7 separate regions of the Mus musculus genome follow, and regions 1, 2, 4, 5, 6 and 7 are each linked to region 3. A link is a loop called in an ENCODE intact Hi-C map of the cell type or tissue named here. Cell type or tissue: left cerebral cortex. All regions are shown on one strand. Region 1 overlaps Septin11 (septin 11). Region 2 has its middle 3.9 kb from the start of Shroom3. Region 3 overlaps Shroom3 (shroom family member 3). Region 4 overlaps Shroom3 (shroom family member 3). Region 5 overlaps Shroom3 (shroom family member 3). Region 6 overlaps Shroom3 (shroom family member 3). Region 7 overlaps Shroom3 (shroom family member 3).

The links. Hi-C counts contacts between places; a loop is a spot of excess contacts. Peaks named below come from ENCODE experiments on the same cell type or tissue, not always from the same donor. Only the 100,000 strongest peaks of a DNase experiment are listed, where the experiment ranks them.
Region 1: a loop joins it to region 3, with 3.0 times the contacts of the local background. A loop is called at or near these places in 9 of 42 quality-filtered maps.
Region 2: it touches region 3 in a loop (4-fold over the local background); 14 of 42 quality-filtered maps call a loop at or near these places.
Region 4: it touches region 3 in a loop (4-fold over the local background); 5 of 42 quality-filtered maps call a loop at or near these places.
Region 5: it touches region 3 in a loop (3-fold over the local background); 8 of 42 quality-filtered maps call a loop at or near these places.
Region 6: a loop joins it to region 3, with 3 times the contacts of the local background. A loop is called at or near these places in 2 of 42 quality-filtered maps.
Region 7: it touches region 3 in a loop (11-fold over the local background); 22 of 42 quality-filtered maps call a loop at or near these places.

The regions. Positions count from the first base shown.
Region 1 is chr5:93,161,457-93,165,456 of GRCm38, forward strand. It overlaps Septin11 (septin 11), which reads left to right. Exons shown (of 10, transcript NM_001009818.2): 7 at 668-836; 8 at 3,793-3,925. Among named protein-coding and RNA genes, the nearest start is that of Ccni, 43 kb to the right of the region's middle. In left cerebral cortex, CTCF peaks have their summits at 1,406 (motif pointing right) and 2,303 (motif pointing left); a DNase peak (open chromatin) is centred at 2,293.
Region 2 is chr5:92,677,516-92,681,515 of GRCm38, forward strand. No RefSeq gene overlaps it. Among named protein-coding and RNA genes, the nearest start is that of Shroom3, 3.9 kb to the right of the region's middle. In left cerebral cortex, a CTCF peak has its summit at 2,117 (motif pointing right); a DNase peak (open chromatin) is centred at 2,124.
Region 3 is chr5:92,952,194-92,956,193 of GRCm38, forward strand. It overlaps Shroom3 (shroom family member 3), which reads left to right. Exons shown (of 11, transcript NM_015756.2): 8 at 346-837; 9 at 3,068-3,218. Among named protein-coding and RNA genes, the nearest start is that of Gm36764, 55 kb to the right of the region's middle. In left cerebral cortex, CTCF peaks have their summits at 2,335 (motif pointing left) and 3,072 (motif pointing right); DNase peaks (open chromatin) are centred at 1,881, 2,344 and 3,108; H3K27ac peaks cover 591 bases.
Region 4 is chr5:92,895,766-92,899,765 of GRCm38, forward strand. The region is part of intron 2 of Shroom3 (shroom family member 3); the gene reads left to right. Among named protein-coding and RNA genes, the nearest start is that of Mir1961, 110 kb to the left of the region's middle. In left cerebral cortex, no CTCF peak of the experiment used is centred here; DNase peaks (open chromatin) are centred at 2,138, 2,696 and 2,756; H3K4me3 peaks cover 1,382 bases.
Region 5 is chr5:92,807,562-92,811,561 of GRCm38, forward strand. All of the region lies in intron 2 of Shroom3 (shroom family member 3), which reads left to right. Among named protein-coding and RNA genes, the nearest start is that of Mir1961, 21 kb to the left of the region's middle. In left cerebral cortex, no CTCF peak of the experiment used is centred here; DNase peaks (open chromatin) are centred at 1,617, 3,010 and 3,592.
Region 6 is chr5:92,863,733-92,867,732 of GRCm38, forward strand. The region is part of intron 2 of Shroom3 (shroom family member 3); the gene reads left to right. Among named protein-coding and RNA genes, the nearest start is that of Mir1961, 77 kb to the left of the region's middle. In left cerebral cortex, no CTCF peak of the experiment used is centred here; a DNase peak (open chromatin) is centred at 2,414.
Region 7 is chr5:92,726,916-92,730,915 of GRCm38, forward strand. The region is part of intron 1 of Shroom3 (shroom family member 3); the gene reads left to right. Among named protein-coding and RNA genes, the nearest start is that of Shroom3, 45 kb to the left of the region's middle. In left cerebral cortex, a CTCF peak has its summit at 1,545 (motif pointing right); a DNase peak (open chromatin) is centred at 1,554.

The DNA.
Region 1 (4,000 bases), 210 kb after region 3:
GGATGTGAGGAAGAAAGAAATGGTCATCAGTAGGGCAGGTAGACAGACTGAGAGGCAGCTACAAGCCCCGAGCTGGAGGCGGGCCCTCAAGATGCTGGGCTCTTTAAGAAATTAGTAAAATTAGGAAATGGTTCTTCACAAAGAGTAGCCCTCAGCACCTGTCTCATAGCAAAGCATTAGATAGCTGGGAAGAACTTGTTTCTCTCTCATATCTGGGAAAGTTGTTTTTCCAAGGAAATGCTATTGCAGCAGAAATCTGCTCATTGGGAAGAATGGTGGTATTTAAGCACTGCCTTGCTGGGCTGGCACAGCCTGGAGTGGTAGCCCTGGGGCTGACCTTGGAGCCAGATGTTATTACCCAGATGTTGGGCCATCAGCTGCATCCCAAACCCGGACTCTGCCTCTGCAGGAGAAGACTCACCATTTGGCAGGCAGAATGATTGAAAGCTAAAGGAAAGATTGTGAAGCCCCTCCCTCCGCAGCATCAATTCCGCCACCCTCGCCTGGGCTTCCTTGAGCATGGAGGGAGAAGCTAGCAAGACATCCTCTATGCTTTCTGGACCTTAGATCTTAAGAGGGGTGGCGACACCCCCTCTGGAGCGTCACCCTGCCTCTCAGTGAAGTCACTACTGATGGCCTTCCTCTCCTTTGCTCATTTTTCTTGTAGTTGAGAACGAAAACCACTGTGATTTTGTGAAGCTGCGGGAGATGCTGATCCGAGTGAACATGGAGGACCTGCGAGAGCAGACGCACACTCGCCACTACGAGTTGTATCGGCGCTGCAAGCTTGAGGAGATGGGCTTCAAGGACACGGACCCCGACAGCAAGCCCTTCAGGTATGAGCTACACAGCAGACAGGTGTGTCTGCACCATGGAAAGGGTTGCTGGAGAGCAACTATGTATCTATGAGGCTTTGTTACCTCAGTAGCTTGGCGTGAGGTGAGGTGGGGTTAATCAGCGGGTGTTAGGAAAACCACTTTGTTGCCGGGCAATAACCACTTTGCATTATCATCTTAGCTAGGTGATGCTGTGGATATTGGCATTGCTGCCCGTGTTTACAAGTATTAGCATTCAAAGCGCCGAAAGTGTAAGCAACCTCCTAAAGTCCTAGTAGTTAGGGAAAGGAGGCTGTTCTGAATCCTTGCTTTTTTGGTTCCTGAGCCCTAGCTCCTGACTTTGTGGGGTTTAGTGCCTGTCCCACACCCTCACAGGATGCAGCTGCTGGGTGACATTTGCCCCCATTCATTTGTCTTAAACAGTTTGGACTTTCTAAGGCTCTTAGCTTTTCAGGTATCTTTTCATTATAAAGCATGCAAGGATGTCTGTATGCCTGTGTTTGTGTGTCTGTGTGTGCAAGTGTCTGCCCACAGAGGCCAGAAGAGGGAGTCAGATCCCCTGGTGGTGGGATTATAGGTGAGCCATATGACGATTGTGCTGGGGACCAGACTTGGGTCCCGTGGAAGAGCAACCAGCAGTGTAACCACGTCTCCAGCCCTCAGGTGTTCTTGTTATCTCACTGGTGTACAGCTCGCTCTGACAGAGGGTAGGAAAGGAAAAAGCCTAGGAAATGTATATGATTTCCCACATCACAGATGGATGGACACCCAAAATGTGCCGAGGAGAAAAGTAATTGTGGCTAGAGAGACGACTAAGTGGTTAAGAGCACTGGCTGCTCTTACAGAGAACCTGGGTTTGATTCCCAGCGTCCACATGGTGCCTCAAGGCCAGCTTCAGCCCCACGGGATACGACATTCTCTTCTGGCCTCTTTGGTCACCAGGCACATTTGTGGAGCATAAACATACATTCAGGCAAAACACCCATACATATAAAAATAAATTTTAAAAAACTTTAAAAGGGGAGAGGGGGCTGGAGAGATGGCTTGTGGATTAAGAGCACTGACTGCTTTTCCGAGGTCCTGAGTTCAACTCTCAGCAACTACATGGTGGCTCACAACCATCTGTAATAGGATCGGATGCTCTCTTCTGGTGTGTCTGAAGACAGCTACAGTGTACTCATATACATAAAATAAATAGATAAATCTTAAAAAAAAACACTTTAAAAGTAGGCTCAGGGCAGGGGATAGGGAGGTTGGGGCAGCAATCAGGATGTAAAATGAATAAATTAATTAATGCAGGGGTGGGGAAGGTAGACTCAGCACCCTAGCAATTGTCCTCCTTTCACACCCCACATCCCCCCCCCCCCCCATTGTTGGAGAAAGTTTGGGATGAATGGAAGGATAACTCTGAGTCACTATGGAAGGTTGCCACCTCCTGGTAGAAGAAGGGATTGTCCAGTTTGAGCCCAAGCCATTTCTTAAATAGGAACCTCAGTTGCGCCAATGTGAGGTTTGTCTGGACTCTGAGCCTCTTCTGATTAAAGCCACAGTGCCTTTGAACAACCAGTTTTCCACCTTTTTTGGGTATCCCTAGGACATACTCTGAAATCTACAAGCCGTCGAACTGATGGCTGGCCAAAGAACCTAAGGCTGTCTGTCAGTGCTCACTGAGGCAGTCTCCTCCCAGGCCTGAATGGCCCTTTGGTGGAGGAGTTCTCTCTTGGAATCACTTTGGAGAAAGATCAGTACTTCTGGGCTGATTCCCCGCATGGTACAACTGTGCATTCCCATAATCATGTCTGTGTTTGGTGAGAACAAATGCAAATCTCACACAAAGGACTTCTATCCGAGAGGTTAAGTTCTAATGAACTTAGTATCATTTCATTAAGTCCTGCAGGCTTGTGAAACTATCTCCAACCAGATAGGATGACTCTGTGAAGGTGTAGCAAGTCCGTCTGCACTTGCAATGAATTTCCCAGATGATAACCCCATAAAGTAAGCCCCACTCTAGGCTTATTAAGATAATTAAAAAAAAAACTGTTTTGTTTTGTTTTTTAATAGAGTATTTGTTTCTATGCACAAAAGTGAAACAACAAGCTTTTGTGAAGTTGAATGCATTGGCCAGGACCAGTGTTGAGGAATGCTAAGGAACCCAAGTTCAAGTCCTGACCCTGCCACTACTCGTGTCCTTAACCCCTCTGGGTGAGATCAGGGAACAAATTAGACTTAGCAAGAGGACTTTCTTTAGCGGTTCAGATCTATTGACTGTATAGTCTCGTCACAGCTTTCTCTATAAATGCCTTTGTTCTGAAACAGTTGAGTATGACATTCAGTATGAAACTCAGGCTCTGAGTTCTGCAGAAGGGCAAAGTACAGGATTCAAAATGAAAATTAGACACCTCCCCACACCACTAGAAACTGTACCGTGGCCTGAGCCATCGCGGGTTTCTACCCCAAAGCCCCGGCTTTAGAAGGTGGACTTCTCGCTAAGCCTGTTTGCCCTTTGAAGGGTAGTGGGAGGTGAGGAGTAGATGCCTTCCTCAAGTGACGCCTGACTCAATTGCACGATCTTATCCTGTGGAGGTGAGTGTCACTGTGCCTGAAACCCCTGTGCAGGGGACTGGAGAGCCGTGCCTACCAAGGTCAGCCAGTTGCTGAGGCCAGAATTACAGCTCTGTCTGAGTCCAGCTCCTGTCATTTCACCCGTGATGCTAGGCTGACTTGCTCTTGCACGAAACCTGGCTGATGAGCTGTAGTCCTTCGGCGTTGCCCTATGCTTTTGGACGTGTTTGTCTCTGTCATGTTGGCATAAATAAGAATAAAACTCTTGGTTTGAGCTTCAGTGTGGTAAGCAGCAGTTGAGCTTTTTCTTTTGGAACCAGAGAGGGAGAAGTGGCGTGAAGTGGGATGTACGATGCTGTCTTATGCCCTGTCTTGCTTTGCGGACTCTTAATAGTCTTCAGGAGACCTACGAAGCAAAGAGGAACGAGTTCCTGGGGGAGCTACAGAAGAAAGAGGAGGAGATGAGACAGATGTTCGTCATGAGGGTGAAGGAGAAAGAGGCGGAGCTCAAGGAGGCAGAAAAAGAGGTGAGCTGTCTGTCCTCTAGGAGCGGACGCTGGCATTTTCTCAGCATGCTGCGGTTAGTGAGTCTTCACAGTGGT
Region 2 (4,000 bases), 270 kb before region 3:
TCATTACAAGAACAGCCAGTGCTCTTAAACCACTGAGTCATCTCTCCAGCCATGCTACTGAGCATTTTTCCCCTGTTGTTCTAGGAATCATACTCCAATCATAAATGCTATGCAAATGCTGCAAAATACACACCTACATATGGTATGTATGTGTATATATATGTATATATATGGTTGTTTTATATACATTTTAATGTAACACAGTTGCTTAGAACAGTATTTTAAATATGTATGCCACATATCCCATATATATCCCATACATATACATATATGTATATCATATATATATCACAACTCCAACAACACTATCATTTAAACGTATGTTAAAATATACATACAATGATTATTTAAACCTTTTGAAAATTACATTTATTTGTTTGTTTATTTGTGTAGAGCACATGTTGTGGTCAGAGGGCACCTTGCAGGCCTTGGCTCCTGCCTTCCACCATATGTGTCCCAGATATTAAAGCCAGTCGGTCAGATTTGGCTACAAGTACATTTACCCATTATGCTGTCTCACTGGCCCAGGGGCCCATTTTTGGCATTTTTATTATAAGTGGCATTAGCTCACACACTCTTTTGCTGGTTTTTTGTTTGTTTGTTTATTGTATTTGGTTTTTGTTTTGTTATAACCAGTCCTCTCTGAAACTTCGTTCTTCCCCAGCTGGAACTTGGTGCTTATTATATTCTAGTTTCTCCAACCCCAGCAATCATTGTTCTAGTTTCTGTGTCTATGGTCTTATCTGCTGTAGGCACTGCTCATATGTATAAGCAAATAGAGCTTTTTAAAAAAGGTTTATGTTATTTGTACGAGAGTTTTTCTTGCATGAACATATATGTACAACATTCGTGCCTGGTGCCCTTGGGGCCAGAAAATGGAGTTGTATCCCCTCAAACTAGATTACAGGTGGTTGTGAGCCACCATATAGGTGCTGGTAACTAAGCTTGGAAAGTGTGGAAAAGCAGTAAGTACTCTTACCTGGTGAGCCATCTCTCTGGCCCCCAGTGTCTGCTTGTATGTGTCCGGCTTACTTAGTATGTTTTGAAGGTTTATTTCTACAAATGTATTCCACTCCCTTTGCTTTGTTTTGTTCTGAGACACAGTCTTGTGTGGCCCAGGCTGACCTCAAACTCACTACATAGTCAAGGATGACCTTGAATCCTGATCTTCCTGCCTCCACCTTCCAAATGCTAGGGTTACATGGTGTGTACCACCATGCCCAGAGAATTTCATTCTGTTTATATATATATATATATATCACATGGTGTTATTTGCTCATGTGTTCCTGGAATTCTCGAAGTCCTTGTACAGTAAGTTTATGTTGCTAGTTTTCTTGCTTGCTTTTTGAGTCAAGGGTATCCCTACATAGCCCAGACTGGCCTGGAATGTCACATGTAGCCCAGCTGCCCTTGAATTGACAATACTCCTGTTTCTGTGGCTGAGCACTGGGGTGGCAGGTGTGCATCATGAGGCTCTGCTGACCTTTTAAGATCTAACATCATGGAGACAAAATTCCCTTTGAATAAACTGCCGCCACCTGCCTTATACCATCCATGAGTCGTGCCCGATGTACGCTGATAAAACCGCCATGGCAATTACAATCACCGTGGACCCCTTCGGAAAGATTTTGATTATCTGTGCTGTGATTATTGTGACACGGGCCTTATTGTAGCTTGAGGGGCAGGTGCTGTACATTGTCTGTTCCTTGTGTTCTCCTTGATTCTTGCTGAACCCCAGTTATGGGGAAGTATCCATCATAATGTTCTATGGTTCTGTACTTCAGGGAAAGTTCCAGCATGGAGATACTATTGGAATAAACTAACTTTCGTGCCTTCATGCTTTTCCCAAGAACCTGCTTTCGGGGGCAGTGTGTAAACCACTTCTGGCCTTTGCAGGCCAGGAGCTGCCGGCTACCTAAGGCTGTCTTAGGAAGACCCATGAAGAGGTGACTCTTTTTGTGTATAAAATATTGCCTAGAGAAATGGGCAAGCTTTAAAATAAGCTGGATTTTGTTTTAGATTGTTCAGAATCATTCTAAGACTATATAATTTATTCCAACCTGTACTTCAACATCTTGTCTGCAATGACTTGAATAAATTAGTGGCCCAGAAGGACCACTAGATGTCACCCTGGCTTCATTTTCAGAGACTTTCTTGAGCAGTTAAAAACAACCAAAATTCAATGCTTTGAAAATTAATTAGAATTCCAGCGTTTGGAAGGCAGAAGCAACTGGATTTTTGTGAGTCTGTGGCCAGCCTGGTCTACGGAGCTTTCTCCACGCCAGCTACAGCTATATAGTGAGATCTCGTCTCAACAAAACAAGCATTAATAAATATATAAAATAAAAATTGTATTAGAGATGTCAGCAAAAGTAGGAGCTGTAGCTTGAAGGCAGAGCTGTTGTCATCGAGAGCATGAAAGGCCCTTGTATCCCTGATGCATATATACCCATTGCAAAAAAAAAAAAATTAGTAAAACTAGAAAGATACTATGGCATTTGAAAGAGTTGAGTATGGGAATGCTAGATGGGGAGCAAGGTGTTGTGGCTATATTTCTCCTCTGTGGACACACGATGAGACTTGTAAGAAAGACCTTGCAGAATTTGTCAAATATATATATATACATACACACACACACACACACATACACATATATATATATATATATATATATATACACACACACAAACACACACACACACACACACACACACACACATATATATACACACACACACACACACACATACATACATACACACATACACACACACACACACTGGGCATGGTGGTACACACCTGTAACCCTAGCATTTGGAAGGTGGAGGCAGGAAGATCAGGATTCAAGGTCATCCTTGACTATGTAGTGAGTTTGAGGTCAGCCTGGGCCACACAAGACTGTGTCTCAGAACAAAACAAAGCAAAGGGAGTGGAATACATTTGTAGAAACAAACCTTCAAAACATACTAAGTAAGCCAGACACATACAAGCAGACACTGGGGGCCAGAGAGATGGCTCACCAGGTAAGAGTACTTACTGCTTTTCTAGAGGACCCAAACTCAGTTCCCAGCACCCACATGTGTAGTTGCCACCTGCTGGGGTGTGTCTATTATGAAAATGATTTATTTTTAAATTAGTAAAGTAGAGTCAAGTCTAAATATGAGGCAGAAGGATAGGGATGTAGCAGAAATCAGAAAAGAGACGGTGACACTTTTCTTCTGAGGCCTTTCTTCCAAATCAGGAAGAAGCTGGGTGGGGGGATCCTTGAAATACTCCCTCCAATTAGTTGTCTGTCCTCTGACCTCCACAGGCACACCATGGCTGCCAAGTCAAGTTACCTTCATACCAAAATGACAATGTGAAGACCCTGTGAAACCCAGAGGAAAAAGTCATACTATAGTGTGTGTGTGTGTGTGTGTGTGTGTGTGTGTGTGTGTGTGTGTTCAAACGCCTTCAGGATACTCATGTGGAGGTCAGAGGGCAACCTTAAGTGTAGCTGCTTGCCTACTACCTAGCTTGAGTTGGGGTCTCTGCTTCAATCCACTTCCTAGCTGACTTACAGCTTCCGGGTTATCCATCCCCATCTTTGGTCTGCCCGTGGGAGAACAGGGATCATGGACACAGACACCACTGTGGCTGTCTACAAGGGTTCTGGGTGTTAGAACTCACTTGCACAACAGTGCTTAACCTATTGAGCCCACCCTACTATTTTTTATTTTTTAGACATAATATTGCTGCATTACTAAGGCTGAACTTTGAGAACTCACGATTCTCCAGCTTAGGTGGGACTACAAACCCTCACCACCATGCCCAGCTTTCCTTTCAGTCTTTGTTTACAAATTAAGCTGCAAAAGGAAGTATCAATAAAAACAGCCTAAGGAAGTATCAATAAAAACATCCTAAATTACCCTTAAGGATCAACTCAGGTTTACCACTTTCACTTGGCATACCTGTTTCCATTAGATTACCATTATATAAAAATGATATTTTTTCCCTACTA
Region 3 (4,000 bases):
ACACAAAATAACCTCTGTGGGGTATCATCTCTTGGATGCCACAGAGGTCACTCACCACCACTACCCTCTGCCTGTCTGTACCTCCCAGAAAGCTCCGGGGCCCAACAGCAACACTCGTCAAAACTGAGTCCTAGTGAATGTATGTAGGAACCAGCCCTGGGCTCAGAAGAAGGCCCTTCAGAACCCCGTGGTCGTGGGAGAGTGCCGCAGATGTGTCTCCTTATGTCAGCCACTCCTGCTCTGGGATGCTCTAGTCCTAATGTGTCTCCTTCACATCTCCTGTGCCCTCATCCTCAGCACCATCAATGCGCCCCTTACCCGCTCTCTCTCTTCTTCCCTTCACAGCCCCTGCAGAATTCCCAGGGTGATGGTCACAAGGGAAGGGCACGTGCCTGGGGCAGCCCATTCCGAAGGTAGTCAGATAATGACTGCCACACCACCCCAAACCTCGGCCAAAGGTTCAGAAGCCGAGTCCAACACGCCTTCCAGCGCGAGCGCCCAGCCTCAGCTCAACGGTTCTCCTGGCAAGCAGCTCTGTCCCAGCCAGACCCGAAACCTCACTTATGAACCTGTCGAGAGAACTCAGGATCTAGGAAAGAAAACTCACGCCGAGCCTCAGAAGACCTCAGAAGATATCCGGACAGAGGCTCTAGCCAAGGAAATTGTCCACCAAGACAAGTCTCTGGCAGACATTTTAGATCCTGACTCCAGGATGAAGACAACGATGGACCTGATGGAGGGTTTATTCCCTGGAGACGCCAGTGTGCTGATGGATAGTGGCGCAAAGAGGAAAGCCTTAGACATCACCGCCAGGCGTGCGGGATGTGAAGCCAAGGCGTAAGTCCCCTCTAGTCCACCCCAAAGAGCCTGTGACTCAACTCCTGTGGGGTGATGATAGGTTTTGGATGTGACATGTCCCTACCATAGGCCACTGGCAAAGAGTGACATTCCATCCCAGCCTTCGGGCCGGAGGTGGGGCAGATGCCCAACAGCAAGAATGAGAGCAGTAGGAACCACTGTTATTTGTAGCCAGAGGTCATTTTCTGTGCATCACACATCCTTATATAAACATTATTGCAGCTCATCTTCACAGCGCACCTTTGAGAGGACCGCCAGCCACCTCAGAAACACAGAGGCGTATTAACGCCTTGATCCACCTAGGCAGGCCCTGGCAAGTGAGCCACAGCAATTGTCCCGTGTCTGTCCCTAACTCGGCAAACACATGGTTGTCTCTCCTGTTGTAGGTGACTTTCAGGGACGTCCCCCCAGGCTCAGTGCTGAGAAGGGAGCAAAGGCAGGATGTGGGCGTCTACAAGAACCAAGTGGACCAGTCTTTATGAAAGGGGGAGGGGCCTGGAGAAATAGATGTGTTTATTGTATAGGACATGCACTTTGAGGCATTGAGGTGAACATTTGCTCAAATTTGAACAGATGTCAGTGGGAAACCCTCTCCTGGGTATGCCGGGGCCACTTAGCCACCCCGCCCCCACCCCCTCACCTGACCCCCACTCTGGAGGCTCTTGAGCCCTCTGCTGGTCTTGGAACATCACCCCAGGGCCCAGCCACAGTGGGAGAACTGTGAGCAGTTATATTTCCTATTTTGTGGATTTTTTAAAATTATTCTGAGATTTGCTTACATACTTGGTTAAAGGACTATGAGGAGAAAGATGTAGAGTGGGTTTTATTTCCTTTTTAGTTTTTAGTGATAATATTGACAGACTGCGACTCAGCAGTAAGTAGCTTCCAGATAAAATAAAAACAGAACAGTTCACCCAAATACGGGTTTGCCGTTTAGAAACTTGCAGCTGACTGTAACTGAGTCAGTAGCAGGAGCGCTGTTTTATTTGGGTGGGAGGGAGAAAAGAGCTGTGTGCATAGCTTTTGCCATTTGTGGGCTATATTCTCAGAGCGCATCTGTTCACGGCCTCGCAGCTTCCTTGCCTGTCTCTTCAGCTTCAGATTTGGGGAGTTGAGGCTGTCTTTGGTGCAGGTGACCTCTCCAGAATCACACTGTAGCAAACATCGCTGGACACCTGCACTGTAAAGGGCAGTCACTGAGCACCACATGGCCCCAAAGGATGCCCTCTGAGAGCGTTTCCCACTGAGACTCGCTCTGGGTTGGAGCAAATGTTCACTGTGCAGTTCATCATGGTGAGAGTCAGTGCCCATGCTGTTGTTATCTGACTACGTGCTGCACAGAGACCAGTGTAGATTCACAGATGTCCTCAGAAAGCTACTGTCTGAGAATTTATAGTCCCTGGTGAGTTTGGTAGTGAAATGATCCTGTCCTAGTCCTTCCCGAGGGTTTCAGAAAGATGACACGCGCCACCTTCTGGTGACAGTAAACGTCGTCCTGCTGTGGCAAATAGCATTGTGAGGCTTCATCAGACTCCTGAGCCAGGAACACTGGGGAGAAGCTGATAGAAGCGTCACACATGCGTGTGGAGGCTTTTTCCAGCTTTCTAGTCAGCTGGCTTACACGCGGATACACTGCTTAAAGAGACCAGTGAAGATGTTGTATGTCTAGTTCTTGAGTAAAATCACAGGGCCACAGTTAAATAATCTATCACTGAAGAGTTAAACTCTCTCTCCAAGAGATCGTACTTGCATGTGGTATATCTGAACCCTGACCTGCCCCCAGCATGCCTGAGGACCCAGGTTCCACCCCCATCTCCTCACAAAAATGAAACAGACTTGGAAAAGCAACTCCGCTATGGTAAAACAAACAGCATGAGATACCATGGTTTTCAGTTCCTGGTTTTCTTGGACAGCTCTGAGCTCCCCACCCCCTGTGTAATCAGCAGGTAGACTTTACATTTCTTTTCTCCCTCCACTTTTTTTTTTTTTTTTTTTTTTTTTTTTACATTCTCTTGGGATGGAATAGCCTTGGCTAGTTTCAAATTCTTGATGCCATCTCCAGCACTGCCCTTAGGAACTTTGCATCCTGGGTTTGCCTGGCCGTGGGAGCCCAGCACAGTCACTATCAGTAAATTGCTCATCAGTCACTATGTCTGGGGGAAATTAAGGAGGACTTTGCACGGTTCTGAGCTTGAGCTGTGTGTTTCAGGAGCGACCACAAGGAGGCAGTGAGTGTGCTGGTCAACTGTCCTGCCTACTACAGTGTCTCTGCTGCCAAGGCGGAGCTGCTCAACAAAATCAAAGACATGCCGGAGGAGCTGCAGGAGGAGGAGGGGCAGGAGGATGTCAATGAGAAAAAGGTAGGGTGGGGACACTTGTTCTGCTTCCCAGGGGAGCCAGGCCCTTCTCATGACCACAAGTGACTACCAGCCCCTAAGGACTAGGAGGGGGACCATGGACCTGTGGCTCTGACAGACAGGAAAGCCACTGTCAGTCTCATTCTGCAAACGATGAATGAAACCTTGGAGAGATTGAGTCATTAGAGGTGTCACAGCTGGGACCGCACCCCAGGGGCTCTGACACGGTTCTCAGCAATGGTGGTAGCTTATGTCAAGAGCAAAACTAGAGTTTTAAAATTTTGCTCAGGGAAGCAGTGGCTGGCAAGGCACATCTACGAAAAGGTGCGGCTGACCTTACCACCCACAGCTCTTGCAGTGCTCAGAGAAGAGCTTTATTTAAAGCACACGGTTGGAACGTAATGCAGCACTGGTCCACCTACAGAACTTGTAACTGTCAAGCATGTTATGATGACCTTGCTGTTGCCACAGCCTCCCTGTGTCCTGTGGAGATCAGGGCCAAGCTGTGCCTGCAGGGCAGAGCGGCCTTCCACTTTGCCTATAGCTGTACCTAGATCCCAGCTGTGCCCTCTGCAAAACGACACGTGCGGCTTGCTTCAGTGGAACATGGAGTATGTGCTTTGGTGGCATTGATGTCAGGAGGACTTGCATATGGGATTCTATTTGTTGTACGTACTTATTCCAGGCCCTCTTCCTAATGTGTTGGATGAAACCACAGGACATGGGCACGCGCACTCACTCCCCCCCCCCCCAAAAAAAAACAAGGAAAGCTTTGAGAGGCATCC
Region 4 (4,000 bases), 56 kb before region 3:
TTTTAAAAACTGTGCAAATAGCAGTTTGTACACTAGACTTTCTTAGGACTGGCTGTCTTGTCTTTTTCTTATAAGATAAGACATATAAATTTCTTATAAAAATTTCTCATCAAATACTGTAACTTTCTCAAGCTGTAAAATTTCTTCATTAATATTCTTTTCAATAACAGGCTTGGAATTCAGATGTAAAACCTACTTTCTATAGGCAGTTTTAATACAGATGCTGAAGCTAGTATGACTTTACGAGAACATCTCTAGTAAGGGACCTGGGAATCGCACATGCGCACAGTGGAGCATGACCTGGGATTCGCACATGCGCACAGTGGGCACTGATCGTGCTCACTTGCTCCCTTTGCTTGGAGGGCAGATGCAGACCACTGTAGGTTGGAGGCATCTATTCCGAGAACTTGCCCTCAGTGTATGCAGAGAGACACTGACGTGATTCTGTATTTTGGCCTGGATTTCATCATTTCATGTCTCACCTTGGGTCCCATGAGACAGGTTGATTTCCTTCCGGCTCTAAAAATACCGGGTGTCTCTAAACTGCAGGCAGAAGTATTGTTCAAGGAACCCTCTGGTCATAGAGATGAATTACATGGTGCAGTACAGGCTGAATGGGTGGTAATATTTGAACTCAAAGTGCATTTTGAATTGTCGATTTAAAGTGATGTTTCACACAGGCATAAGTTCTGTTCCACCCTTAGCCAGGCATAGAGGGGCAGGACTAAAGTCTCCGCGCTGGGGAGGCAGACACAATCGGAACTCTGAGTCTGAGGCCAACCATGATTTAGAGTGAGTTCCTGGACAGACAGGGCTACAAAAGAAACCCTGTCTCAAAAAACCAAAACCAAAACCAAACCAAACCAAAAACTAAAAGGGAGAGTTTCCCAGACCTTGAGGATGTAGAAACAAGATATGGTCTAAGCTTTCCCCCAACATGGTGGCACCAAGCAGCATGCTCTGTTAACTGTAAGGACTATCTATCTATTCTTCAAGCTTAAGTTCCTAGAGGCCCCTTTCTAACACTGGATTCCCTTAGGTCATTAGAACACAAAACAGCAACATCAGCTGCCTGCCTCTGATGCCTAGCAACAGTGTGGCTACCCTGTGACCATGTGGTAATAACTGCTTGTGATACCACATGTAGAAGAAAATACTGGTTTAGCAGAGATAATGCCTTTGGAGTTGGGGGAGCCTGTCTGTGGCTTCAGTAGTGGTCTGTGGCTGCTAGTGCCCCTGTGGCTCCCAAGGGTACAAACAATTCAGCCAAGTATAGGCAAATGGTACCAGCTGCCTCCTACCTAATTAGGTCTACAGATGTATTGCTAGAGATATGGAACCTGGAAATTGAGCAATAGGGACTCTGCTTGAGCAAAAAATAAAGCCAATTTTAAACTGTACTTGTTATGATAATCTCTGGAGGAGACATGCGAAAGCAATTAAAAGTAGTTTCTGAGGGGGGAAAAAATCTTAGCTTCCATTGAAAAAGGCTGAGGCAAGCTTTTGAAGAGAGAGGAAATTGAAAGTAACACCAGGCTTTCCTTAAGCTTAACTGAGCAACATGCCATGGGTGCAGCACCAGTAGAAATGTATATTATGTTTAAAAGCCCAAAATGTGGAAAGCCAAAACATACCTCTCTTGAACATATGGATGAAATAACCTTCCCTTGGTCTGAGATGATGCTCAAGGAAACTAAAAGGGACTTGGGCGGGGGTGGGGCAGCAGCTGGACCCCATCACAGACAACCTGAATGTGTCTGGTTGACCCGCTGAAAAGAAGACCCACTGAGGGAAAAAAAAAAAAAAAAGATGGTTATTTTCCTTGTAATGTGAGCTTTTTAAAAAGCTGTGAACTTTTTACCTTGCTTCATCATGCTTCATTTGGTCAATTACCAACTGGATGGTCCCTAGACAGCGGGCGTGGACTCCTGGAGGTTGCTACTTGTTTGGGGCGTGTGTAATGAAGGCACCGCGGGGTGCGAAGTGACAAGGAGAGAGGGTGTGTGCGTGGGTCCCTTCACTTGAACACAACGAGGAGAGCTGAGAGAGCGCCTAAGCGCCCTGTGTCTTCCAGCCTTCGGGCGCCCTCCGTACCATGCTATTGACATGCAAATCTAGCGCTGAGCGCTGGCCAATCGCGGACGGCCAATCGCGGACGCTTCCTGGGGGATTACCTGGTGGCGGCGCGCCGCGAGCGCGGGCCCTTGCGCGGCCCCGGCCCGGAGGCGTGGCGGTGCTGCACCAGCGGGACGGAGCCGCGCGCCGGGGACTCGCGGCGGCCGCAGCGGCCACCGCATTCCGAGCGGGAGTCGCAGCCCGAGCCGCGCGCCCAGACGCAGTGCGCGCCCACTGCCCGTTGCTGAGCGCGCGCAGCCGCCGGCGATGCTCCGCGCGCCGTGGCCGCGAGGTTTGAACTTGGCGGCAGCTCGGGATTCCGCCGGGCCGGGAGGCGATGGTGAGTGCGGGGCGCGGGGCTCGGGCAGGGGCGGGCGGGAGACTTCCAGAAGCCCAGCCTGCAGAGGATCTCCCGGGGCGCCCAGCCTGCAGAGGATCTCCCGGGGCGCCCAGCCTGGAGAAGGTCTCCCAGGGCGCCCAGCCTGCATGCTGCGGGCAGGTGGCGTTCCCCAGAGGGGCTGCTGACACTCCAGGCCTGGTCTTTCTCACCGGGGGGAGTCGGGGTGTCCGCAGGGCTGCCACTCCAAACAGGATTGCTGGTGACTGACAGCGTGAAAACGCTTCAGAAGAAATGATCTGTGAAATACTTTAATTTTGATAAATTACTTCCCACCAGGGCTCCTGCGGAGTTTAGACTGCCTTGCCTTTCTTAACGTTCCTGGAGTCGTCCCTAGAGGGGAGGCCCCAAAGTACTTTGAGGGGCGCGTGTGCCCCTCCCCCACCGGTCCGACTCCAAGGCAGTGATTTCCAGGAGTCTGTTCCGCTGTCAGGTAGCGTGAAAATGAAATTGCAGCTGACATTTGCTTTGCTCTGTGTTGCCAGAAAGACCTAAAACTTCCTCGCCGTAGGGGTAGGGTGTATTCCCCTCTCTAATCCTTTGGCATTATCTCCCAGCCCCCACCCACCCAATCCTCGCGTTGCAGAGGAATTGTATGCACAGACTCATGACACTTTGCTTTCTGCTGTGGGCTATCGTGGTGCATGGGCTTCCAGAGACCCTTTAAAGGCTACTGGAATTAAGTTCCCAAAAGAAAACATCTTCGATATATGGCCAATCTTTTCTCCAAGTAATTTCGCCAGAAGCTGGCCTAGGCTTCATTTAATTTCAGTGATTCTTTTAAATAAGTACGCTTCCCCTATCGCTTTGGTTTCTCTCGAGATCACGTAAATCGTTTCCTCTTTTAAAATTTCTTTTTTTTTTTCTTTTCTGATTTTAAAAGGGTTATGTGATTGTGGTGGGAAAGGATATATAGAAGAGAGAAAAAAATACACATAATAATGTGTATTTGTATCCTAAGACCTGGTTTTTCATAGCTGCCTAATCAATTGAGAACTTAAGAGCTGTAGACATTCCCCCCCCCCATTCCTAATTTGTTTTAGAAAAACAAAAAGTAGGAATTAATGAGGAAATAAATTTACTTAAAATGCTATAACTAACAATAACCAACTCACATGGTTCCCAGGTTGAAATGGAGTTTATTGTGGTAATTTCTCTTGAATCAACTTTCCACATCTGCCCCTGGCAAATGGCTTCTGTTTGTACAGCCTGTTTTGTAAACACACCCCTTTACCATGACGGCAGAATGCCAAACACATATCCCTCTCCAGCACTTGTAGGTAGGCTCATAAAGTTAATATTTTTATTGGTTTCTACATCAGAGCTTCCTTACCAGACCTTTGATAAAACCCTGGAGAAGGTTTCCAAGGGATGCTGTAGAGAATTTACTTCCCTGGAGACTTTAAGAATAGGATAAACATCCAGCTGCCTAGGACGGCTTCAGTGTAGCAGGCTGAATAAGATGGGTCACCTCTCCCAACCTCAGAG
Region 5 (4,000 bases), 140 kb before region 3:
GCAAGCGGGAAGCTGTAAAATTGGACACATTCAAGATTAATCAGAACCTGGATGCTCTTGAGCTCTGACAGACCAGGGTTAAGAAGGGGGTACTACTCAGACGTGGCCCTTGAGGAGGCCATAAGATAGGGAAAGGAAAACAAGACCATTTTTGGTTTGTTTTGACAGGGCTTCTTGGTGTAGGCCTGGCTGTCCTGGAACTTGCTTTGTTGACCAGGCTGGCCTTGAACTCATAGAGAGATCTGCCTGCCTCTGAATGCTGAGTTTAAAGGCTTGTGCCACCACACCCAGCTCAACTTCGCCTTTCTAAAAGGAAAGGTAGGAGTAGGTTGTGTGTGTGTGTGTGTGTGTGTGTGTGTGTGTGTGTGTGTGCGCGCGCGCGCGCGCATATGTGTTTGCTGGGAATCCAACTCCACCTTTCTCACTCTGGCTGAACAAGTATTGTATCACTAGGCTATCCCCCCACCCCAGAAGGCTGGTTTTTGTTTTTTGTTTTTGTTTTTTCCAAAGTAAGACTATCTCTATAATGCAAAACCTACCAGAAGTTCTCTTTTTCTGATAAGATTTTTATCAGACTTATCTGGTTGCCCCAACCAGAGCTCTGATTGTAACCTACTTGCATCCCACTCCTTGCATTTCACAGTAAGAGCTAAAAGTAGCTCTGGGGGTCGAGTGGTCAGGAGAGACAAACGGTGCAGAGAACGTCTTTAAGTGATCTTTCTCTCATCTCTGAAGCACACTGACATCTTGGGGACACTTTAGACTTTCCCCGTGTCTGAACTGTGCTTGCTACGGAGTGTGCCTTGCGATGTCTTGTGAGAGCGGTAGGGCATCTGCACGTTTGTTCCGTTTCCTCTCACCTAAGAAATAATCTGAAATCAATCTCCATTCTTTTTCAAGGAAGTTCATGAATTGTCTGTGAAATTTCAATGTTCCCTACATACACACACACACACACACACACACACACACACACACACACACACACCATAGCATCCCAGACAAATGAAAAGCCATTTGCATACCCAGGAACTCAGGCGCACTTGGTTTTTTTTTTTCTGTGTGCGCTGTTCTCTCTTTCTTTGTGTCTATGGTTACTGTTAAGCTGACCCCTACAGTCTGGGGCAAATACCAAACTTGAATCAAGCGCTGCCTAGCCATACAGCTGCAAAGGATTGCCATTTCAAGGGCGTACAATGGCTTCAGCTGGCTGGGTTTTAGGGTGTCCGGGACAGCCCTGCCCACAGTGGGATGCGGTGCCCACTTCGTTGGAGTTTTATCTGTTTTCACATCTGAGGTGATTTTTTTCCCCCTCCAATATTGGATTTCATTGTTCAGAACGGTGACTGTAAAAAGATCTTTCTTTGTATTTGTGTCTCCTTGTCTCCCAGTTTCTGTAAGAAAGTCTCGCTTGCAAAAAGCTGTAGCTAATAAAAAAAAAAAAATGGAGTTCCATCAGCTGCACAGGGATCTGGGCGTCCAGAACCAGGCAGAGGAGGCGAGAAAGAGCTTGGCCTTGCCTTCGTTGCACAGCGGGTTTGAGTGTTTGAGGACCCTGGGGCGGCGCCGTGGGCGGGCAGAGAGAGAGTTCTTTACCGGACAAACAGTTCTAAGGTGCCTGGAGCAGGGTTGCCCGCGGGCACGGTAGAAACCGGCTCTCTTGGTTCTAGCCAGTGAGCGGACGTCCCTGACATCAGGGGGCCTGCTCCTGTCAGCCAGGCCAGCAGGCGATTGGCTGGGGAGAGGCAGTAATTCGAACCGCCTTTGTACTTAGCTAATCAGGGCAGCGCAGGTTCCAGGAGCTGAGGTGCCTGGTGTCAGACACCTGTGTCTTAGCTCTGCCTCCCTAGAGCTGGCTCTCCAGCCTGCAGTCGGCCTCTGTGCCACCTGCCCAAGGCCCCAAGGCCGGGTGGACCAGCTCGACTGTGTGTCACGCCGGACAGACGCATCCAGCAGATCACTGAGGACAATGGAGATACCTGAGTTTCCACTTCTGTGAGGTAAGGTCTGTTTAAGTCGGTTATTTCTCCCCGACGTTACTTCTACAGTGATCTCGACAGAAATACCAGTATGGAGACTATAAACTAAGGAGAGACAGAGCCTTTCTGATGAAACCGACTTATCCAGCTGGCAGATATGCCAGTAAAGGGTGAGAGGGACCTAACAGATTGCAGCGACCCTCACCACGCCGTACACTTACTGCCACTGGATGAGAATTCACTCTGTGAGAGTAAAGGGACTTTTAATTAAAGCAAACAGATCTATATACCGACTTTTGAGAAAATGCAAACTGAGGCTGGACGACTTGGTGGCTCCAGGGTCTGACCTCCATGCTTCCTATTCTGATGTGAGCTGTTTTTCCGTTCTCTTTAGCTTCAGCTGGTGTGAAGGGAGGGCTCGTCTCGGTTCCAGGTTTATTCAGCACAGGTGACTTAGGGAGGGGATGGGACGGTATCACCGGGCTGGGGTGTGCCCCTCCCTGTGTTCCAGAAGTTAAGACTCAAACCAAGCATCTAAACTGGAGTAGTGAAGATGCTTAGGAATGGTGGGTCCTGTCTCTGCTTCCCACAAGTCCTTCCAGGACCATCCTAAGTTAGAGCACTTGTTATCTGAGGAGTTGGTGAAAAGATTCTCGGGTTCGAAACCAGTGCTGCCTGTCTTGCTCTGACTAGCAGGAGGTAGTTTAATCTCGGGTTTTAATTTGTTTTTAATGAAAATAGTTGACAAATAGGTAGGGGTCCTTTTATAAGTCAAGGGATCCTCAAGTGATGTTGAGCCCTTCCATGAAGGGAGCTGTTTACCAGTTCCCAGAGACTCTAGTCAAGTAGTATAAACCACGGTGGGGAAGAGAGATGAAGGCAGAGGAAGGTGAGAAGCTTCAAGCAGAAACGCTATGTTAATCATCCCGCCATGTGCCTTCTCCAGCGGTTTAATCAGTTGGAGTTTCCCATCTGTGCTGTTAGCTAGCCTATCTTTATAAAAGCATTTCTCTGTAGCAGCAACGTGCAGGTAATGAATGTAAATACTAAATACGACTGCTTTGACTGGGAAAAGCCCTAGCAGTGACATCACTTGTCAGGTAAGATGTCACCGCCAACAGGCACATTGCTATAACATGTGTGCGTTTGGTTGATGAGAGTTTGGTATGTAGGTTGATGTGTAGGTAGTAAGATAATACCAGGTGCTGGGAGACTGGGAAGAAATGAGCACTGAAAGCAAAGTAGAGGATGAATTTTATTTTAAAATTCCACCCCTGGCTTATGAATTACGACCAAGAAAATGTAGAAATCAAAAGCGATGTCCAGAAATAAGGGTCGGTCAGTTTTGTATTGGAAGGAATCAATGCAATATTTAGTCAGTATTTAAAAAAAAATGTCACCATTAAAAATCTCAATGTTTTTAAAAGACACAGACAGGAGAAAGTCAATTGAAAAACTTTGTCTCTACATTTCAAACTGTGCTTAGAAAGTCCCTGTACATTTGTGCCGAGTAGGAGGGCACCAGAAATATATAACTGAACGCAATCAGTAGAGTAACTGGGGTGGACACATAGCGACTTCATTCCAAGAACAGTATCTTTAGAGAGCTAGATTGGGGGTGTGTGGGGATTAAGTATCTAAATTTATTGTTTCCCCGGAGACAACCATTTTTAAAAGTCTCCTTCCTGGAGCTGTGGAATGCCTGCTCACTCCCTCCTTGGCTGTGTGGTGCTGTGGACAGCACACAATGGAGCTCAATAGAACTGCCCAGCCCCCTCCCCACATGGTGCGCCCCACTGGCTGGCTTGAAAGGTTCAGCCCTATGAACAGAAGGCTACAGCTGGCAGATACTTCCTCTTAAACCACTTTCCTCTGCCTCTGCCGCGGTGCCTGCTCGTTGAGAGCAAGGGAGGCCCAGGAGTTCAGCTGAATAGCTGGCCAGAGTCCTCTGCGTGATTCAGCCAAGGCATCTGATAGGTAAACTGAGGTTCAGCCAGCCTGGACATAGCACCCCCCCACCC
Region 6 (4,000 bases), 88 kb before region 3:
GTTTTTCATTTGGCATATTGTGACATCCTATGTCTCCAACACACTTTTTGGTAATTGTATTTAGCTATTCATCTCATCTGTAATATAGGAATTATATAAAAGATATTGTTTAAGTTTTCCTAAGTACAGAGTAAAAACACTGATATGCCCAAAGCCAGGGTGTATTTCAAAAGACAAAGAAATAAAACATTGTGGTGTGTTCTTTATGCAGGTGACAATGTGGCATGTTCTTTATGTGGGTGACCCTGTGGCATGTTCTTTATGTGGGTGACACTGTGGTGTGTTTCTTTATGCAGGTGACACTATAGCATGTTCTTTATGCAGGTGACACTGTGGAGTATTCTTTATTCTGGTTTCACTGTGGCATGTTCTTTATGTGGGTGACACTGTGGTGTGTTCTTTATGTGGGTGACCCTGTGGCATGTTCTTTATTCTGGTGACTCTTTGAAGCCCTTACCCTTGTTGCCTTCATGGAATTGTGCTTCTGTGCATTTCTGCCTCTCGCCTTGAAAGGACCCAGTTCTTCCCCCACAGCCCAGGATGTGGTACCCACTCCAGACCCACGTTAGCTCTGTAACTCTAGGAGTGAAAGTGAACAGATGGAGCAGCGATGACCTCAAGAGCTTTCTGCTGCTAGGACTGACTGTGTGTATGTAAGCTCTGGTTATGCCCTTAACAACTTCTCTGGAGGAGCCAGCTTATGTCAGGGGATGTATAAAGTCAGGGAAAATACACTGACAGGCTTGTATCTTTTTAAATTTTTTTTTTAAGATAAAGTCTCCTTTGGTCCAGGTTATCGTCAAACTTGCTATATAGCCAAGGATGACCTTGGATTTCTAATCCTCTTGCCTTTGTCTCCCACATCCTGGATTACAGATAGCCCCACACTACCCACTCAGTTTTATAATTTTATATAATTCTATGAATTGAACCAGGAGCCTTGTACATGTGAGGCAAACATTCTGTTAAGCCAGCTACATCTCCAGCCCCAACCTCCACCTTGTACCACTTTCTAAAAAGCATATATATGATTAGACCATCTGTGTAGGAGACTATTGCAGAAGGTTGTTACATGTAAGGGAACCACTGTTAAACAAACAGTGTCCCTTAATCATCACAGAATCTAATTTTTTTTTAAAAGGACAAAAATCATAAAGGCGAATGAATGTGAAATAAAGGCCAGCTAATTACAGTAGGGAATGTGTTGGATGAGAGTGGGTATGTGTAATTATATAGCAATTATGCTGGAAATATAATCACACGCCACCAGCTACTTAAACATTTCGCCAGGGAAAATGAATCTACCCTCAGCAGCTGCCCCTTCTGATCTCCAAGACCCACGCTGACTTTGTAAAATGTGTGATATGATTTCTTCTTAGAAAGGGTGACCTTTTCTTGGCCAATTACAGGGCACTGCTTTGAGGGATTGGAACCCGTGCTCAGAGGGATAAAAGGAAATGGAAACTTCTATTAGATGGAGATGATGCCAGGAGCAGTTCTTAAAAAAGAACAAAGTCAGTTTTAAAAAGATTTCCTAAATCAAAGGGCTGCTCTCTCTCAAATGCCAAGAAAAAGAAAAGCTGTTGTCAGTAGGGGCAGTCATTTGTCCGGGTCCCCAGGCCTCAGCCAATGCCAGTAAGAGACTTTGAGCGGAATCCTTTGAACTTATTGGGAGAAACGTACTACATAATCTTGAGCTAATATCCTAAAACAAAACAAACAACAACAACACACAATTAGATAAAAACATTTAGAAAGTCAGCAATGAAAAGTGATATGTAGGACCTGTACAAACACGCACACGCACACACAGGGGTGGGTGTCACAGGGCCACCTATGATAAACACAGCAGCAGTTGTTGGGTAGTCAGTTGGGTGGTCACCGTGACTGTAATTATCGCCTTGGCAAGCTGTACACTCTTGAGTGCACTTTGCCACAGCCATTTGTATTCGTCTGCTCGGACAAAGACCTTGTGGTTCAAACAAGAGAAATCCATTTGCGTCTTGTTCTGGAGTTGGCAAAGACCCTGTAGGACTTGGTTTCTGGTGAGGACTGTCTCCCTAGCTCACAGATGGCTGGTTCTCACCATGTCTCCACCTGACTTTTCCCAGTTAAATGCACTTGGAGGGGACGGGGATTTAGGTCTGTAGTTTATATTTCTTTCTTTCTTGTTGCTGGGGATCCAACCCAGTGTTTTCATGCCTGCTGGGCAGCACTCTTGCTGTGAGCTACAGCGTCAAGCTAAGTGTCTCTACTTGTAAGCGCACTGATCATTCTGACCAGGGCCCTGTCCTTACAATCTCATTTAACCTCTTTCTCTTCGTGTACATGTATGCATGCACAAAGACATGTGTAGGTACATGCACATGAGGGCCAACTTCAGGGGCCACTTCTCAGGAGCCATTCAAATTTTTTCCTTTTTGAGGCAGCCTCTACTCGTCGGGACCTTGATAAGTAGGTCAAACTGCTGGGCCACGGAGGCTCACAAATCCACCTGTCTGTGGCCCCTCCACCCCCACACTGGGTTCATAAATGCTCTCAACCACCAAGTTTTTGGCTTCTTTTAAATTTTTATTTTATTTATTTAAAAAATATTTATTTATTTATTTATTTATTTATTTATTTAATGTATGTGAGTACACTGTTGCTGTCTTAAGACACACCTAAAAGAGGGCATCCGATCCCATTACAGATGGTTGTGAGCCACCATGTGGTTGCTAGGAATTGAACTCAGGTCCTCTGGAAGAGTAGTCAATGCTCTTAACCACTGAGCCATCTCTCCAGCCCTGGCTTCTTTTTTAAACATGGGTCCTGAAGATCAAACTCAGGTCTTTGTGTGCTAAAGCTATCATCCTAGTCCCTTGGTTTCTTATTAGGGCCTCTTTCCCCCAAATATAAGTACAGTGGGAATTAGGGCTTTGATACTTTTCGTGGGTAGGGGTACAAACCTTTAGGTAGTAAAACCGTCTCATAATAAAGCCGTCAGTCTAGAACTCCTGTGCTTGGCAGAGGGCCGAGCTTCCTGTACACATGCCCGTCCACAGAAGTGCCTTGAGTAAGGTTAGCTTACAGGAAGTGGAGAAACCTAAAAGGTAGCGTTGCATTTTCTGCTCAGTCTATAAACATATTAGTTGTCCAAGCCATTGGGCATCAGCACGGAGACCTCTACACTGCAGATTCACTCGAACCCCTGAAGGTCACTTTAATAGCCAGGCTGCCTGAGAGTGATATCTCACCATAAGCTATAGCTCTGGAACACTAGGCATCCACCTAGCCAGTCAGGCACTGGCCAAGGGAGCTTCACACCTCCCACTTTGCTGTCCCTGAACTTCTGCCCGATTATAGTTGTAGAGGTGGTCAGTGCCGTTATGGTGGGATTGAAAATGTTTTGTAGCGTCCACCTTGCACATTCCTGCTTGTACCAGGCCTCTGAATTGCCAGGCAGGATTCAGAATGCCACATGCCAGCTTGGAGATCCAAGGATGAATTGACTGTTTTAGGATGAAAAGGCACACGGTCACTTCTGTATATGGTAAGCAAAGACAGATTCCTCCTGTGCTGGCATTTGGGTTTGATGCTTTAATAATTTGAGCCTGGTAAACAGAAAACAGGGCTCACAGACAAGAAAGATGGCTCTGCGGAGCTAGAGACAGCTGGATGGATAGGAAGGTAATCAGGGAAAAGCTAAAGATAACCATGCTGATCATAAATCTGCCACAAGGGTCAGACAGGGGGTCAGGAGGCTGGATTAGAGGCAGGGGTCACTGTGCTGACTTTAGGACTTCCATCCTAATTCTGACATCTGGTCAGCCTCCTTCATCGTGCTTTCTGGCTCCAGATATCTGGAGGGTAAACATGTATACTTGAAAACACTTGCTGGATACAAACACGTTACAGGTGACATAGAGTAGCTTCGACTGTGAGGTCCTTGAGAAGTAGGTCAGCCAGTGTCCCATGCCACAGGCTTTCCTAACCTGTGCTGTGTCACATGACCAATAAA
Region 7 (4,000 bases), 230 kb before region 3:
AAAGGTGACTCTAGATGCACCAAGTAGCCTGTGTGGGGATTGACTGGTGTAGACTGTCAGGGCAGACTGCTCTCAAGGCCTACTGTCACCTCATCACAGGAATGGGGAGGACTCTCAGGAGCACCCGAGGTCTGAGAGATTAGTTATAAATTCGAGGGTTCGCTCTGATCTCTGCATCCTAGTGCCTTGATGTCTGTCTGTCCTTTGGCACAATGTCTTGGTGAATGTTAGCTTAATATTAAAATTTGAACCAGAAAGTATGGTTCCTTCAACTTTTTCTATCTCAGGACTTTTCCAGATATTCTTGAGTTTTTATATAAATTTTATAATTAGCTTATCAATTCCTGCAAAGGAACCAATGGGGATTTTGGTAGCAACTCCACTGGATCTATAGATCCATTTGGGGAATGTCAGCATCTTAATATTATTGCCTTTGATCCATTCTTGTAAGATCTACCCCCCTTTTAAAAAGATTTGTTTGTTTGTTTGTTTAATGTATGTGAGTACACTGTTGCTGTCTTCCGACACACCAGAAGAGGGCATCAGCTCCCATTACAGACAGTTGTGAGCCACCATGTGGTTGCTGGGAATTGAACTCAGGGCCTCTGAAAGAGCAGTCAGTGCTCTTAACCACTAAGCCATCTCTCCAGCCCAAGATCCCCTTTTGTTTGCATTTTCTTCAGTTTCTTTGACTACTTTCAACTTTCTGGTTGTGTTTTCTAGTTCTTGTTACAGTAGTGTAGTAGTTTAGACTGAGCAGTTCGTAACTAGCAGTTGTTTATTGTTCACAGTTATGACAGCTGTGAGTCCAAAATCTAAGCATCAATAGATCTGTCATGATGCTGAAGTTGCTGGTCCAAGAACCACATTGTGGAAAGCACAGGTATTAAATTATATTAGTTTAGTGGAGCAAGGGGAGACCAGCATGGGATAGAGATGGAAATGGTTGTAAATAACTGAATGGGCTCTCAGGATCTCTCCTGGTTTGAAACCTTCCTGTGGAAATCAAGCTTCATATGACAAAGTCAGTGTGGTAAATAATGATAGTGAGAAATGCAGACCAAACCAGTGAAGACTCATTTGAATTCTTTTTCTGCCAGAATACACTCGTGTACCTTGGGATAAGTTACTCTGCCCCTCTAAACCTCAGTTTCCTTAAAAGTAAGACGGGGTTAACAATAGTTATTGTCCTTAGGGAGACTGGAGGAACTCAGTGAGTTATAAAAGTGCGAAGCACGGCACCTTATCCATAGCCAGTGCTCTGTGCTAGCTCTTATGGTGAGCTGGCCCGGTCACACATGAATGTATGTTTCACTGAATGAAAGAAGCATTTGTGCATTTGTGCACACTGACCTTTGCTGCCAGGTAGAAGACATATGTGTGCAGATGACAGGTGTGTGTTGCAGAGAAAGTGTGTTGGGTGGGGAAGGGGCTGTCCTTGGTTCCAGTCTGAGCTTCCATTTATCTGTGAATCAAAGTTGGACTGAAGAATTTCCAAGCTCTATCCTGCAGTCACATTCACTCGTTCCTCTCACAAACACAAGGTGGCACCAGAAGACAAGACCTTTGCCTGCTATTTTCCCCTTAGGAAGAGCTGGCATTCTGGAACTTACATCATATTATAAAAGAAAGATGCCAAATGGCTTCCGTTTGTTGCTACTTTGGTGGTCCCTATGAGGCCTTAATGTGCCTAGAATAATGCACATGGTATTACCAAGATTTCCCTGTTCTTCCAATCCCCAAAACCTTACGTGATTAACCATTTCTCACCCATAAGCTAGGGGTCCAAGGGAGGTAGCTGTGTGCTTTATGAGATGAAAACTTCCTTCTAGAATAGGAAAGGATGTGAGTTGTAGATGTTTGGTGGGTGATGCTCACCCAACGTATCTCACAGGACACGGGTATGCTACCAGTCTTTTCAGACATGGTCCATTTACAAGTGACATGATCTGTGGGTTGGGAAGCTCTGCTCCTTGGTTGAGGTTGGTGAGGCTGGGAAGGAAGAAGGGGGTAGAGAGTGGGAGCTGAGCACAAAGTGAGATGGAAGCAGACACAGACGGGACCAGCATCCAAAGCCGGAGATGGTGATTCTAACGATTTGTCAGGAAGAAGCCGGGTTGTGGGTCAATGATCCATTAGAGACCTTAACCGTGACATGGAGGGGAGCTGGCACAGGTACTACATTAAAAGATCCCTTTTCTCCAGGGAGTTTGGGGACATCCAGCACAGTGGAAACAGAACTGAAGGGCTTAAGAGAAAAACTCAAGGACCAGGTTGAATGGTTTGTATGCATCAGAAGGAGACTGACGTGTGAATTCTAGATGTTTGATGGTCTCATCGCATCCTGTATAACCTTTATCCTCCATATTATCCAGCGAGTTTCCTAAGAAAACCATCTGGAAGTGGAAACCTCAGAAGGCAGGGAGGAGGGGGGCCCTGGTTTCCAGAGCAGACCTCCCTCCTTCTCTCAGCCGAGTAAAGAGAGCAGAAAGTAGATCTGGAATGTGGGTCAAAGTTCCTCGGTGCATCACACAGCCCTGTTAGAGCTGTCCCCTCTGCAAGCTAGAGAGCATAAAACGATGGATTAACCCTTGAGGTTGCTGGTCTTTTTGGTAGTTGCTATGTAAGTTGTGGCTACCTGGCCTGGTTAACAGGCTGAGACAGGAGTGGAAGGCTGCACTGGTCCTTAGTATGGGGACTTAGTATGATAGTAGGGTGCTGCAAAGTCTCTTAGTGAGGGGTGCCTCACTAACTCAATTCTTTTGAGACAGGATCCCACTATGTAGCTTTGGCTGTCCTAGAACTCACTATGATGACCAAGCTGGCTTCATACTCACAGAGATCTACCTGCCTCTGCCTCTGCCCCGCCCCTGCTCCTGCCCCTGCCTCTACCTCCTAAGTGCTGTGATTAAAGACATGCACCACCATGCCTGGGTAAACCCAAATTTTTTTTCAACAGTGGAAAGCTTTATAGATCTAGGGTGGAACATGGTTAGTTAATATTTTGCTGAAGTACTGGGAAGGAAGAAGCTGGGTTGGGTTATAATGGACTTCCTTTACAATGCTGTGGAACTACCCAAAGCTCTATCAGGTCTTATCAAATTCTTGTAACCATCCCCTTAGGCAAGCAGGTATGCTGAGTCACATTAGCCTAGCTGGGCGACTAGAGTAAGAGATTAATTAACCTTGCATCTGATTCCTGATTTTCCTTGTGTTCTGGGGACCTTCTGTAGAACTATCACACTGTCAAGCCCTTCCTGACTCCTTCGTAGACATTTTGATTGTATATTTCACCTCAGAAAGGGAGCGAAAATGATGTTCATGCTGGCTGTAGGAGATGGGGTGGGAGCTGGCTAGGCAGTACATGTCTATCAGTCTCAGCGTGGAGCACCAGAGTTCTAAGGTTAAGGCCAGCCTGGGCTACCCACTGAGTTCCCATCTTTAAAAGGAGTAGGAGACAGGGAAGCTGATTGCTGGTTTGAATTCTAATGTATAATGGTTGGGGTATAACTCTATAGTATCACAGTCATAGATAAAGTGGCTTTGAAGAGGAAAGAAACCGGGTAAGTAATGACTAAAGCCTTTAAAAGAAAGACGACTTGATCTGGGGGTGGGGGCAGGAAGATCATGAGTTCAAGGCCAGCTTCTACTACCTAAGAAATTGAGGCTGGTGTGGAGTACCTGAGACCTCTCTGTCTCTCTCTGTCTCTGTCTCTCCCGCTCCTTCTTCTCTGTTTCTTTCTCTCCCCCCAGCCATTGCCTCCCTCTCTCCCAACCTCCATCCTTAAACATACACACACTAAAATTGAAAAGGCTTGATATGATGGATACCCACAAAGATAAAAGCGCTATGCCTAGCTGATAGACTCTGGAAGGATATTAAGAGTAAAGGACAAATCAGGGACTTAAGACTCAGATTGACTCACCTGGGCCACACACTGATCTTTAAAAGGTGACACACACTGTATTAAGTGTTCACGTCAAGTGTGCTGTTGCTTGG